2 separate regions of the Homo sapiens genome follow, and region 1 is linked to region 2. The links are chromatin contacts, found by Hi-C or POLR2A ChIA-PET in ENCODE. All regions are on one chromosome and are shown on one strand. Each heading gives the region's core, a stretch centred on a gene start or an enhancer-like site at or near the end of the contact. The rest is flanking DNA. Distances are from core to core; before and after follow the strand shown. Region 1 overlaps SYTL2 (synaptotagmin like 2). Region 2 overlaps SYTL2 (synaptotagmin like 2).

Region 1 (6,122 bases), core at 426-2,925, 37 kb before region 2:
CTACAGCCTGGGCAATGGAGTGAGACCCTGTCTCAATACATAAGACCTACCTCAGAGTGTCTTTGTGAGGATTCCATGAGAGGTATGTACAGCGCCACATGTGTAGAAGGGACCAAGTAAATGTTTGCTGCCTTTTTGTCTGGCTTTCTTTAATGCTGCTTCATCTCAGAGTAAAAGCCAGAAGTCTTACTGTCCTCACAAGGCCTAATACAGTCTTACCCGTGTCCTTTCCGGCCTCCTCTCCTCCTGCTCTCCTGGGGGCATTCTGGTGTACCAGCACTGGTCACCTTGCCATTTCTTGAATGTGCCAGACAACTCCCACCTCAGAACCCTGGGATATCTGCATGGCTTGTTTCCTCATCGCTGTCACGTTTTTGTTCAAATATCACCTTCTCAATGAGGCCTACCCTAACCACTCTCTTTAAAATTCCTACTCTCCCTGAGTTATTATTCTCCTCCCTTCCCTTTTTTGTTTTCCTCCATAGTTCTCATCACCTTCCAATGTGTTATAATTTAATTATTTGGTATTCAAAAACTTATTTTTATTATTTAGTTTGATTGTTTCCATCCATTGCCATATGAACTCCACAAAGGCAGGAAGTTTTTCTGTCTTGTTCCCTTGCTGCACCTCCAGTGCTTAGAATAGTGCCAGTCTCTCAATAAATCTTTGTCAAGTGAGTGAGGGAAATGTTCAGTTAGCTCCCATGCTGGACATCATCCAGAATATTAGGAGTTGGGTGAGCACCTCATACTGCAGAATCTTGATTGCCCTCTGAGGGCTCTCTTACAGTTTGATTGGGCACTGATTCCTACCTACCCAATTAAAAGGGAAGGGTTCCAGCCCTTCACTCCTTTGTAAAGTGGAAACATTGCCCTTTGCCTCACTAACAGCCTATTTTAAGGGAGAAATTTTAACCCTCAGAGCTTTGACACAGAAGCACTTGTTAGGTTGTATTCTGCTTGAAGGCGTGGAAGCCAATGTTGCCCATTTCAGCAACCCTGCCAGTTACCACTGCTAGACGACCTAAGTTTTTCATTGTTGTTGTTTTCTTCCTGTCCACCACTCCTTGAATTTAAAGTCTCACATCGAACCAACCAAATGGCAGTGTAAGACCTCATTGGGAACCTGGGTCCCAGAATGTGGCCTAAATCTATTTTCTTGCCAGCTTTTGAGATCTAAGGAAGTTACTGCACGTGAAAGAAAGGAAATAATTGAGATAGCCATCTCTTGGTGATATTGTATATTTGAATCAGGTTCATTTATTCATTTGCTCATTCTTTTATTTGTTCACATTCAGAGACTCACAATCAAGAGAGACTGAGAGTAGATCATCACAGCAGTGGATGTGTATTTGGAGGAGAAAGTGTTTGTATTAGCAGGTTCCTGCTGCGGGAGTATCGTATAACAACTCCCAAACCTCAGTGGCTTCCAACAACAAATACTTAGTTTTTTCTTTTATATCTATAGGTCAGCAGGGATACCTGCTTCAGGGAGGTCAGGTTCAGGTCTGTCCTTTTATCTCTTTCTGGAACCCAGGATGAAGAGGCAATGAATAACTGGGACAAGCTCTTCTCATGGCATGTGGCAGGAATACAAGAAGCCAGATCAAACCACAAAAGCACATTTACAGCCTATGCTTGCATCACATTTGCTAACATTCCATTGGCCAAAGCGAGTCACAGGCCAAGCCCAACATTAGGAGGATAGGGATGAATTCTTTGCTTACTCTGGTGGGAACATGATAGTATAGTTCTGTTACAGGGAGGAAATGAAGAGTTAGGAATAATCATTGAATCTGCTGCAACTTTAACTTGGGGTATGGAAGTTATGGAAGGCTTCATGGAGGTGGTAACTTTGATTTGTCTTGAAGGGTAAGTAGTTTTCAAGATGAACAAGCAGGTAGTAGCATATGCAAGCACATGCAAATTAAAAAGAAAATGAAGTAATGTCTTAATATTTATTTGAGTAATTACTGTGGACAGTATGCAGAGAGCTAGAGGAAATTAAAACAAAGGTCATTAGATTCCCTGTCAATGAAGCCCAAACTTCATGGGGGGAGATCAGAAAGAGACATAATACAAAAGAGAAATATATTACTAAGTATAGTCTTATTCAGCTGGATGGAAAAAAAGTGTGAACTCAGAGCGGAAGCTAGAATATAGTTTTAGTAGCTATTTTTGGTACAGAATGCAAGACATGTGCTCTTTTTATATTCATTATTTCATTTAATCCTTACAATCTGTGAGGGACATCCTAATGTCAAGCACAAATGAGAAAACAGCTTCACAGTGGTCGGTAACTTGCCCAATGACTTATAGCTAGTAAGTGGTAGAAGGATAACTTCCCAGTAATTCTGTTTTTCAAGTAATTAATTTTTATAAATTTTATTCACTAATGTACATACTGTTTTATTCTTAAGTGGGGCTGCTTTAAAATTTTTTTTTCTTTCTTTTTTTTTTTTTTTGATAAGGAGTCTCACTCTGTCACCCAGGCTGGAGTGCAGTGGTGTGATCCCGGCTCACTGCAACCTCCGCCTCCCGGGTTCAAGAGATTCTCCTGCCTCAGCCTCCTGAGTAGCTGGGATTACAGGCGTGTGTCACCACACCCAGCTAATTTTTGTATTTTTTAGTAGAGACGGGGTTTCACCATGTTGGTCAGGCTGGTCTCGAACTCCTGACCTCAGGTGATCCACCCACCTTGGCCTCCCAAAGTGCTAGGATTACAGGCATGAACCACTGCACCCAGCCTGCTTTAAAATTTACTAAAGGTTTTTAGTGTGTATGTTCAGCACTGCACTTGTTAAAAGTGCCCCAACCTTGAGTGGATCACCTCCGAATTTCTGTAGGGCTGTGTCATTCTTCACTTCTCACTTCCTTCCCATTACATATGTATTGAAGATGCCTCAAAGAAAATAGGATTCTTGCACATTGTGCAACTGAAAAATCCTCACTTTGGATGGTGAGGTGTTTTGAAACTCTGCCTCTTCCTTTCCTCCAGTTTATATACACACACAGGTAGGTGTTTTTCCCCTGAGAAATGAAAGTAGACAAGCTTGTTAGGTTCCTCTAGGTCCAGCAAAGGTTAGCAGTGAGACTGGATGAAGAATAACAATTCTCACTCTTCTGCAAACTATCTCTATCTAATACTAGTTCTCCTGTTAATATGGAGCACATATATAGTACAGTGGAATATTCTTACTTGTGAAGAGGTGAGCATTTAAAATTTTTATTTCTAGATTCTTGCTTGACCACTGGAATCACATATCCCTGATCTTACTGACCTTTAACATGACTTTTTAGCCTAGCATCCCCAGAGTTTGCAGAGAGAGAACCAGTTCATTTTTGCAACCATCCTTTACTCAGGTGGATCGTTAAACACTGACAGGCATTTTTGTGGGTTCTCCATCTTGGCCGTCTGGAATAGGGTTGAAGCATGTTTCATGACCCATTTACCATTTGCTCAGGAAGCTGGCTGAACTGGTTTCCTTGATCTCAGAGACCATCTCGCATGGCCATTTAAAAATCTTGTAGTAATGAGTAGTGCTTATAGGAACTGCCTCTCACTGTCTGGTGTTTGCTGTCTCATGATTCCCCAGGTAGGTGATGCTCTGATGCTGCTGCCTCTTATGAATTGACGACAGGTGCAGAGAGAGAATAAACTGTGTCTAAGACTGGACCAGAGAGTGAGTGTGCTGGAAGCCACCATAGGAACAAGCGACCTGTTTGGCAAGGAATACAGCATCCTTCTGAGAGCCTCTTCTCGACACTATCCCACAGACCAGGACTTCCTCATGGGAAAGAGCACTTAGGATCTTGCTATCAGCTGCCCTAAACTTTTGCTGAGCCAAAATAAGACTTTGATGCAGAACTGAACAAGATATTTCATTTTTGTGTGTTTTAATCTTCCTGGTTGCAGTCTTAGTTGTTCAGCCCTGAGAATTTTGAGCCACATTTGTTGCTATTATTTTTGCATGCACTTTTCAAAATGATTGACTTAAGCTTCCTGACTGAAGAGGAACAAGAGGCCATCATGAAGGTTTTGCAGCGGGATGCTGCTCTGAAGAGGGCCGAAGAAGAGAGAGTCAGGTAAGAGGCCAGAGAAGCCTTGGGCATGAGGGAAGGAAGAGGCAGTCTGTACGAAAATAGGACACTGGGGTTTTTTTCAACTATAAGTGGTAGTTCTGACTCGAAGACTGAATTTATGGATTCCAATTTTAGGTTTACTTCCTGGACAAAACATTTTTCCTCTTGGTGCCTCTTAATTTATCCTACTGGACTCCTACCAGAAATAGGGTCTTGATTAAAAACCTAACTAAATTCCTTTAACTTATTAAATACTGAGATAAAAATGAAATGTATACAACCACATACATCTACATTTGTGTGTGTGTGTGTATTTCTATCCACTTAAAAAAACTGGATCTACTTTTTTTTAACTGAATCATGAACCAAATTAGAATTTTAAAAAATTTTTAGAATTTTGAAAAGAAAATAAATTAAACTAGCTCACATTTCTGCATGCTTTCAGAAATGTTGGAATTGGTTTTAATGGCAACTGAAAGTATTCTCTGAGCCAATTTTTCATTTGTCTTGGGTCCCATAAAGAGGAGTGGCAACTTTGATACACTATTCTTGTTGGGTGGAACCCAAATGTTCCATGTCAACATTCCTGCCACTTTCATTCACCTTTGTTGTCAAACAAGCACTAGGCCAGGATGCTGAAGAACTTGACTTTGTCCAGGCCCTGCCATTTACTGCCTGTGTAATCTTGGGCTTTGAAGGCAGCGACAGGCTTCCTGAATGTAAGTTAGTATTATTAATTTTATGATTCTCGCTCCAGGAGTTATCCAAAAGGAGCATAAGATATGTTCTTACTTCCTGGGACACAGGACCATGAATAATGGCTTTATTTTTACCATTTCCGTATCTTGACACTGATTTAACGTGGATGATTTATAAAAGAACATGCTAGAATTCACTTCAACCACTACAGAATGTCTGATTATGACTACTAAAATAACTTCTATATAGACAGTATTTAACAAGTTGCAAAGGGCTTAACATGCCCATTATTTTTTATGAGCTCACATACTCTTTTGCGGTTGGTGGGTGGAGTGGGATATAATTACCCCATTTGATGTGTCAGGAAGTTGACTTTGAGACAAGTCAGGTGACTCGCCCAATATCACACAACTGGTAGGTGTCAGAAGTGAGAATCAAATCCCAGTCTTAGGTACTCATTTGTTAACTCCACCTCCTCTCCCTGAGAAAACAATAACAGACAGGCCATCCCAGGACCTGGCAATGGAGGAAGGGGCTGGCTGTCATGGTGTGAAGTAGGACACTGAGCTATGATGACAAGCAGTGGCTGTAGGTAGTGGGGATCATGCTGTTCCTCAAAGGTCCCTTGCAATGCACACCTGGATGGGGCTCTGCTGTGCCTTCTCCGCAAATGGTGTGCCTTAAACAGTGTCCCCAGGAGAGGTGAAGGATTGTCACTAACCCAGGCATTAGAGCCTCTTGGTAGCATTAATCCTCTACCCATTGACAGTTTATAAAGCCCTTTTATGAATGTTATCCTCTTATGTTCTTCACAGCAACCCTGACATTTGGCAAAGCAGGGACTATTGCAACCATTGAGGAGTAAGGGCAGGAGGTGGGGGAGCATAGAGAAAATATTGATTCTTTAAGCATAAGGGGAAATGGTATTTCCTTTACCCTCCCAAAAGAAAAGATTGGGGGAAGGACTTAGAAAGCAGTAGAGCTGGGACTGCACTGAGTCTCTCTTTCTACCTCAGGATGTGGGCCCCTGCATTTTGGAGAGGTGCAAGTACCTTTGATTCCTTCTGCTCAGGAGGTGTTATTTATGGTCTGCAATTCTGCCCCTCTAGATAGTCAGCTTACGAGGAGAAAGCCTCCTTTCATTTCCTCCCTCCCTTCTATCTTTTCTTGGCACCTGGGATTCCAAGCTGCTGAGTCTTGTCTGTAGTTCTATGATTCTGTCTGAATAGAGTGAAGGTGTTTCTTGGGCACTTGCATTGGTTGATGAAAATATCCTCAAAAAATGCAAAGTTCTGCCTGAAATTAGGCCTTATAAGGGGTGTGAGTGTGTACCCTCTGGC
Region 2 (5,555 bases), core at 2,072-4,571:
GACATGCTCCATTGGAGAAAGACAGACCTCTAGTTCGTGAATCAAATGCCAACTTTAAAGTTATGTCCCTAAAAGAAAGAATGGATGAACCCAATGCAGAACAGGTCTATAATCCCTCTCAGTTTGAGAATTTGAGAAAGTTTTGGGACTTAGAAGCTAATTCAAACAGTAAGGATAATGACAAGAATATTACCACCACAAGCCAAAAAAATTCTGCACCTTTTAATAGGCAGAAACACAAGGAATTCAGCGACATTAAATTATCAGGTAAAAATACCCATGAAGCAGAGGTGCTTCTAAGCCCAAAAAAAGTTATGGCAAGAGAGGAAATGGAGAAATTAAATTCAAAGGGCATACTCCAGGTGCTACCAGATGAAATCACATTTCCTTTGAGTCCACTTAGAAAGTATACTTATCAGTTGCCAGGAAATGAGTCATCAAAGGAAAATGTGGAAAAGAATACGGAAGGGATTGTTACTCCAGTGTTTAAGGAAGAAAAGGATTACTCAGAACAAGAGATTCAAGAATCCATAATAAAAACCAATGTTTTGTCTAAAGACTGCAAAGACACTTTTAATGACAGCTTGCAGAAACTGCTTTCAGAAACCTCAACACCAGCAATTCAACCCTCTGGTGGAAAAGTTCATGGAAAACAAGTGCTTGAACCAAGTGTTTCTGAAAATAGGACATGGCCTCAAAAAACAGATTTTGCTGATACTGAGGAAGAAGTCAAAGGACCTGAGAAGATCATTAATGAGCATGTTGACAAAACAGTAGTTCATCCAAAGGTTAAACGGAACTCTTTGACTGCTAGTCTAGACAAACTCCTGAAGGAAGCAACTGGAACTTCACCCTCTCCCTTGCAAGCCAAGTTGGCGCCTGTTATCACTGGAACCAACTCTAAGCTGGAAGAGGGGAGATTTTTTGGAAAAGGGATAGAACAGAGTCACAATACTTCAGCTGATAAGAGAGAAATACTAGCTCCTTTTCCAGTGAGAGATGAAACTTTTGGAAATACAGCTCTCCTCAAGAAAGCTGAAAGTGGTGAGTGCCAGCTAAGCACACAGAATTTGATTCAGATGGCTGCAGAAGATTCTCATCCATTGGATCCAACTTCCCAGCTTTCCAGAAAGGGTTCTTTTGGGGATGTGGCCAGCCCTCCCCAAGATATGCTTTTTCCCCAGGATGCTCATCTTGTTCCCCAGGCTAGGGTACACCCTTCTCAAACGGAAATTTCGGAGACTGTAGAGAAAGTCATTCTTCCACCCAGACCTGTATTGAATGATGTAAGTGCTGCATTACAGAAGCTGTGTGGAGAAGTATGGTTAAGTTATCCAGCTGGAAGGGAAGTAGGTCCTGGAGAAGTGAACCCAGAATTTCCTGAAGCAGTACAGCCAGTATGTAGCCCCCTAAATCCTCCAGGAGTGATATCACCATGGGCTACGATGGACACCATAGTTCCAGACAGGAAGGATTTTTATTCCTCCAATGTAGTTCCTGATAAAACTCATGAAGTTGGATCTTATTTAGCTGCCCAAATGTCTCCATCAGACCAGACGCTTAGCTCATTTGCTTCCATTGTTGCTCAATATGGCAAAGGCCTCCCTCAGGAAGTGGAAGAAATTGTGAGGGAAACAATTGTTCAACCCAAATCAGAGTTCCTCGAATTCAGTGCTGGCTTAGAAAAACTACTGAAGGAAGAAACTGAAACCTTCCCCTCAAAATATGAAAGTGATACAGGGAATCTTTCTCCATCAAAGTTAATAGGTAGTACAGAGGAGCCCAGGCGAGCCACTTCTGAATGCCATCCTGAGGAATTAAAAGAAACAGTAGAAAAGGCCGAGGCTCCGTTAATAACTGAGAGTGCTTTTGATGCTGGTTTTGAGAAACTTCTTAAAGAAATAACTGAAGCTCCTCCTTATCAGCCCCAGGTGTCAGTGAGAGAAGAAACTCACGAGAAGGAGTCCTCACAGTCAGAGCAGACCAGGTTCTTGGGGACAGTGCCCCATTTTTACAGGGCAGCCTCACAGACCTCTGAAATGAAGGATAAAAGTAATGGTTTGGAATCTCAAGTCAACCAATGTGATAAAATGTTGGGAGGAGACGCACTTGTGACTGATTTATTGGTAGATTTTTGTGGTTCCAGAAGTGGAGTTGAGATCCCTAGAACCCCACAACTTTATGTGGCTCATGAAATAGGGACCATTAAAACTGTAACCCCCCCAGAGGACAGGGACAGTGAAAGTGGGGTTGCAGGGGGACAAGGGACTCTTCAGGAACCTGGCTTTGGAGAGGCTTCTGAAGCAATTAGTGTGTCCAGAAATAGGCAACCCATTCCTCTCCTGATGAACAAAGAAAACTCTACAAAAACAAGTAAAGTTGAATTGACTCTAGCATCGCCATATATGAAACAAGAGAAAGAGGAAGAAAAAGAAGGTTTCTCTGAGTCTGATTTTTCAGATGGAAACACCAGTTCTAATGCAGAGAGCTGGAGAAATCCTTCCAGTGAGCATTTAAAATTTTTTAACTCACAGTGAGTCTGCTTTATGGAATGCTGATGTAAAGGATGATTTTTTTTAATTGGGATTAATTTGATATTCTTAAATGATGTTAAATTCTTCTTACCACTTCTGTGTTCCTGAGACTTTCTTAATTAAAAAAATTATTTATATTTTTTAATCAAATGCATTACATAATTCTTAAATGATGTTAAATTCTTCTTACCACTTCTGTGTTCCTGAGACTTTCTTAATTAAAAAAATTATTTATATTTTTTAATCAAATGCATTACGTAAAACAGCTTTCCTATAAGGCTGTTTCAGAGTCTGAGTTGACTTCTCTTTAATCTACCTATAGAACTTTTAGGTTTCAAAAAATACTTTTTAAATGACTTTTTGGGTTTGGAAAGTACCTTTAATACATTTAAGCTAGTTTTCCTCCTGGAAATATTTAGAATTTCTTCCTTAATTGGCAACCTTTATAGAAGTCTGGTAAGATTTGTCGCAAAGATGTGCCACAGATGGACACAAATTTCCCATTCGGGAGCAATATCTTACCACAGTGGTGGCTAAATGCTAGGGACAAAATACAAGGCCGGAACTTTCCTTCCCTCAGATACCTTGTGCTGTGGTGTTTTGTTGCCACTTTCTCCCTCTCATTTTCAATTATATGCACAATCTTCCCTTTCTAGAGTATGACTTTGGCCAGATGACTCACCTGATGCCACCTAAGGGCATTGCCTGGCCAGGTACATTTCTCTGGCTCCAGCCTTGGCTAAGTTGATGACCTGAGTCGATCTCCACATTCATCTACATGAACGTGGGGGCGTTGGTTTTGGCGGCCAGGCTGTAAAATGTAGGGCTTGTCTCAGTTTGCTATTTAATCAACATGTGGACATTTTAGCAGAGAAACCCCAGAGCAAATAGGAATGAGAAGCTACCTGATTAAAATGATGAAATGATAGAGAATGTTTTTTGGCTGGGACATTTTAACCAAAGTTGCACAACTGATGCTGATTGCCTTCCTTGTAGTTTAGTAGAATTTGTCATTTGTTTAGCTCCTTTTCGTTCCAGTGAAAATAGATAAGCTTTACTGAGTGGCTTACTTTGAGGTGTGGACTCCTTTGTAAGTAGCTATAGGGTCTCTTCTTGAACACTGACCAAAGAATCCACCTTTAATCCTATTCAGTTAAGTTGAAGCCCCTCTAAAAAATTTTGTTGTTAATAAAAAAAAGAAAGAAATTGAAATATCAATCTCTAAAACCATACATATTTATTTATAAATCTCTAATTAAATCTCTAAATTTATTTAATCTCTAAAGTAAATAAATTTAATTAATTAATAATTAATTAATGTAATGGCAAGAATAAAGCCAGCATGTTAAACTTGTTGAGGTAGGCTCTTACTAAACTGCCCATGAGTTGCTAGTGTAAACTGACCCACAGGAGAAGGAGCGCTTGCAAATTTGCAATTATGTTAGAGACTATCATCTAATGTGTATCCCAGCATAACTGACTGAATAGTAAAAAGCCTATCTAAAAAGGCAGCGTTAAATAATCACCTAGGCTGGGCACGGTGGCTCACGCCTGTAATCCCAGCACTTTGGGAGGCCAAGGCGGGCAGATCATGAGGTGAGGATATCGAGACCATCCTGGCTAACATGGTGAAACCCCATCTCTACTAAAAAATACAATAAAGTAGCCGGGCGTGGTGGTGGCTGTAGTCCCAGCTACTCGGGAGGCTGAGGCAGCAGAATGGTGTGAACCCTGAGGCGGAGCTTGCAGTGAGTCGAGATCACGCCACTGCACTCCAGCCTGGGCTACAGAGCAAGACTTCATCTCAAAAAAAAAAAAAAAAAAAAAAAAAATCACCTAAACAGAGCCCAGAGAAGACATTTTAGAATAACAAGCCAATTAAGAAGTATCAAATGGTATAGTCATGATTTTAATTTAGGTTTATATACTCTAACCTAAATTATTATTTTAAAGCAAACTGCAGTGGGGGTGGGGTGAAAAATGAAGAGAAACCTACTATAAGGGTACTGTAATTTTGGGGAGCAAGCTAACACATTTGACTTGCGGCTGAGCTCTTAACTAAGCAATACCTCAGTATGCTCCTTTGGGAAAAATTAAAGGTTCAGTAGTCAAATACTTTTGGAAATGCTGGGCCATTATGCACAGAGAAGGTCCGCAGTAAGGAACATTTTAAATTTGAACAGAGAACATCCAAATCTAATTCATCTTAGAATCCATTTGCTATGGAATGTACTAGGCAGAACTGGAATGTATTTCAGGAAATTATTGTCTAGAGAAGTGGTTCTTAAATTAATTGATTCCTTAATCGAATCACTCATTGATTCAGCAAATATTTTGAAGTGTTTATTTCCAGCCACTGTTCTAGGCACTGAGAATACAGCAGTAATAAATGTCAGTACTTAAGCTTATTCATGATGCAGCCATTCCTTTTATAAAATAACGGCATTAGTAAATGATAGAGGCCTCCCTCCCGCAACTTTAAAATGCCTTACTAAAATAAAAATTTGACTATCCCATGTTATTTCCCAACATTTCATTGGAAATTATACTAGATCATGAAACCCAGAAAGTCTACAACCTTTGATCTGGAGAATGCACTCATATGTGTACCCAATTATACACAGATGTTAAACATCTGAATCCTGCCTTCCACGGTTTTGAATTAATTTTATTAATGCTCCTAGAAGTATTTCATGGCTGTCTTCAAAAGCTAGAATGTTAAATGGGAAGAGTCAATGTCTGGCATAGGACAAATCATATGTCTAAAATAGGAGTAAACAACTAAGAGATCACATTTCTATTAATGTGGTAATCTTGTTTTTGTAGGGTTTACGTTTGCAAATATTTCTTGACCAGGAAAATTATGTTTAAGAGCATATTAATAGTGGAGAAATTTTATTTTCTTCTGTGAAATAAGTGCTTCTTAAAGTAGAAACTCATAGCATAATGTCTCTTTTCAGCCTACCATTTCTATGTCCATATGTTAGAGGATTTTTTTTTTTTTTGGTATTGTGCAGTGTT

The links. Hi-C counts contacts between places; a loop is a spot of excess contacts on that map. ChIA-PET counts read pairs that join two places held with the same protein, here RNA polymerase II (POLR2A).
Region 1: POLR2A ChIA-PET joins it to region 2 with 16 read pairs in activated T-cell. The contact joins two enhancer-like sites. A Hi-C loop is called at or near these places in 4 of 168 maps with a recorded cell type or tissue (CD8-positive, alpha-beta T cell, endothelial cell of umbilical vein and naive thymus-derived CD4-positive, alpha-beta T cell) and 1 of 37 single-sample maps with no recorded cell type. POLR2A ChIA-PET finds 5 or more read pairs at or near these places in 6 of 52 experiments (H1, T-cell, activated T-cell and 1 more).

The regions. Positions count from the first base shown.
Region 1 is chr11:85,755,589-85,761,710 of GRCh38, reverse strand. It overlaps SYTL2 (synaptotagmin like 2), which reads left to right. Exons shown (of 20, transcript NM_206927.4): 2 at 3,597-4,086. The coding sequence starts at 3,986. Among named protein-coding and RNA genes, the nearest start is that of SYTL2, 52 kb to the left of the region's middle. RefSeq lists an enhancer at 1-375. Within about 2 kb of position 1,675, at least 2 of the 41 ENCODE cell types and tissues checked have a DNase peak (open chromatin) inside an H3K27ac peak, as active enhancers do.
Region 2 is chr11:85,720,982-85,726,536 of GRCh38, reverse strand. It overlaps SYTL2 (synaptotagmin like 2), which reads left to right. Exons shown (of 20, transcript NM_206927.4): 8 at 1-2,505. Among named protein-coding and RNA genes, the nearest start is that of CCDC89, 38 kb to the right of the region's middle. Within about 2 kb of position 3,321, at least 4 of the 41 ENCODE cell types and tissues checked have a DNase peak (open chromatin) inside an H3K27ac peak, as active enhancers do.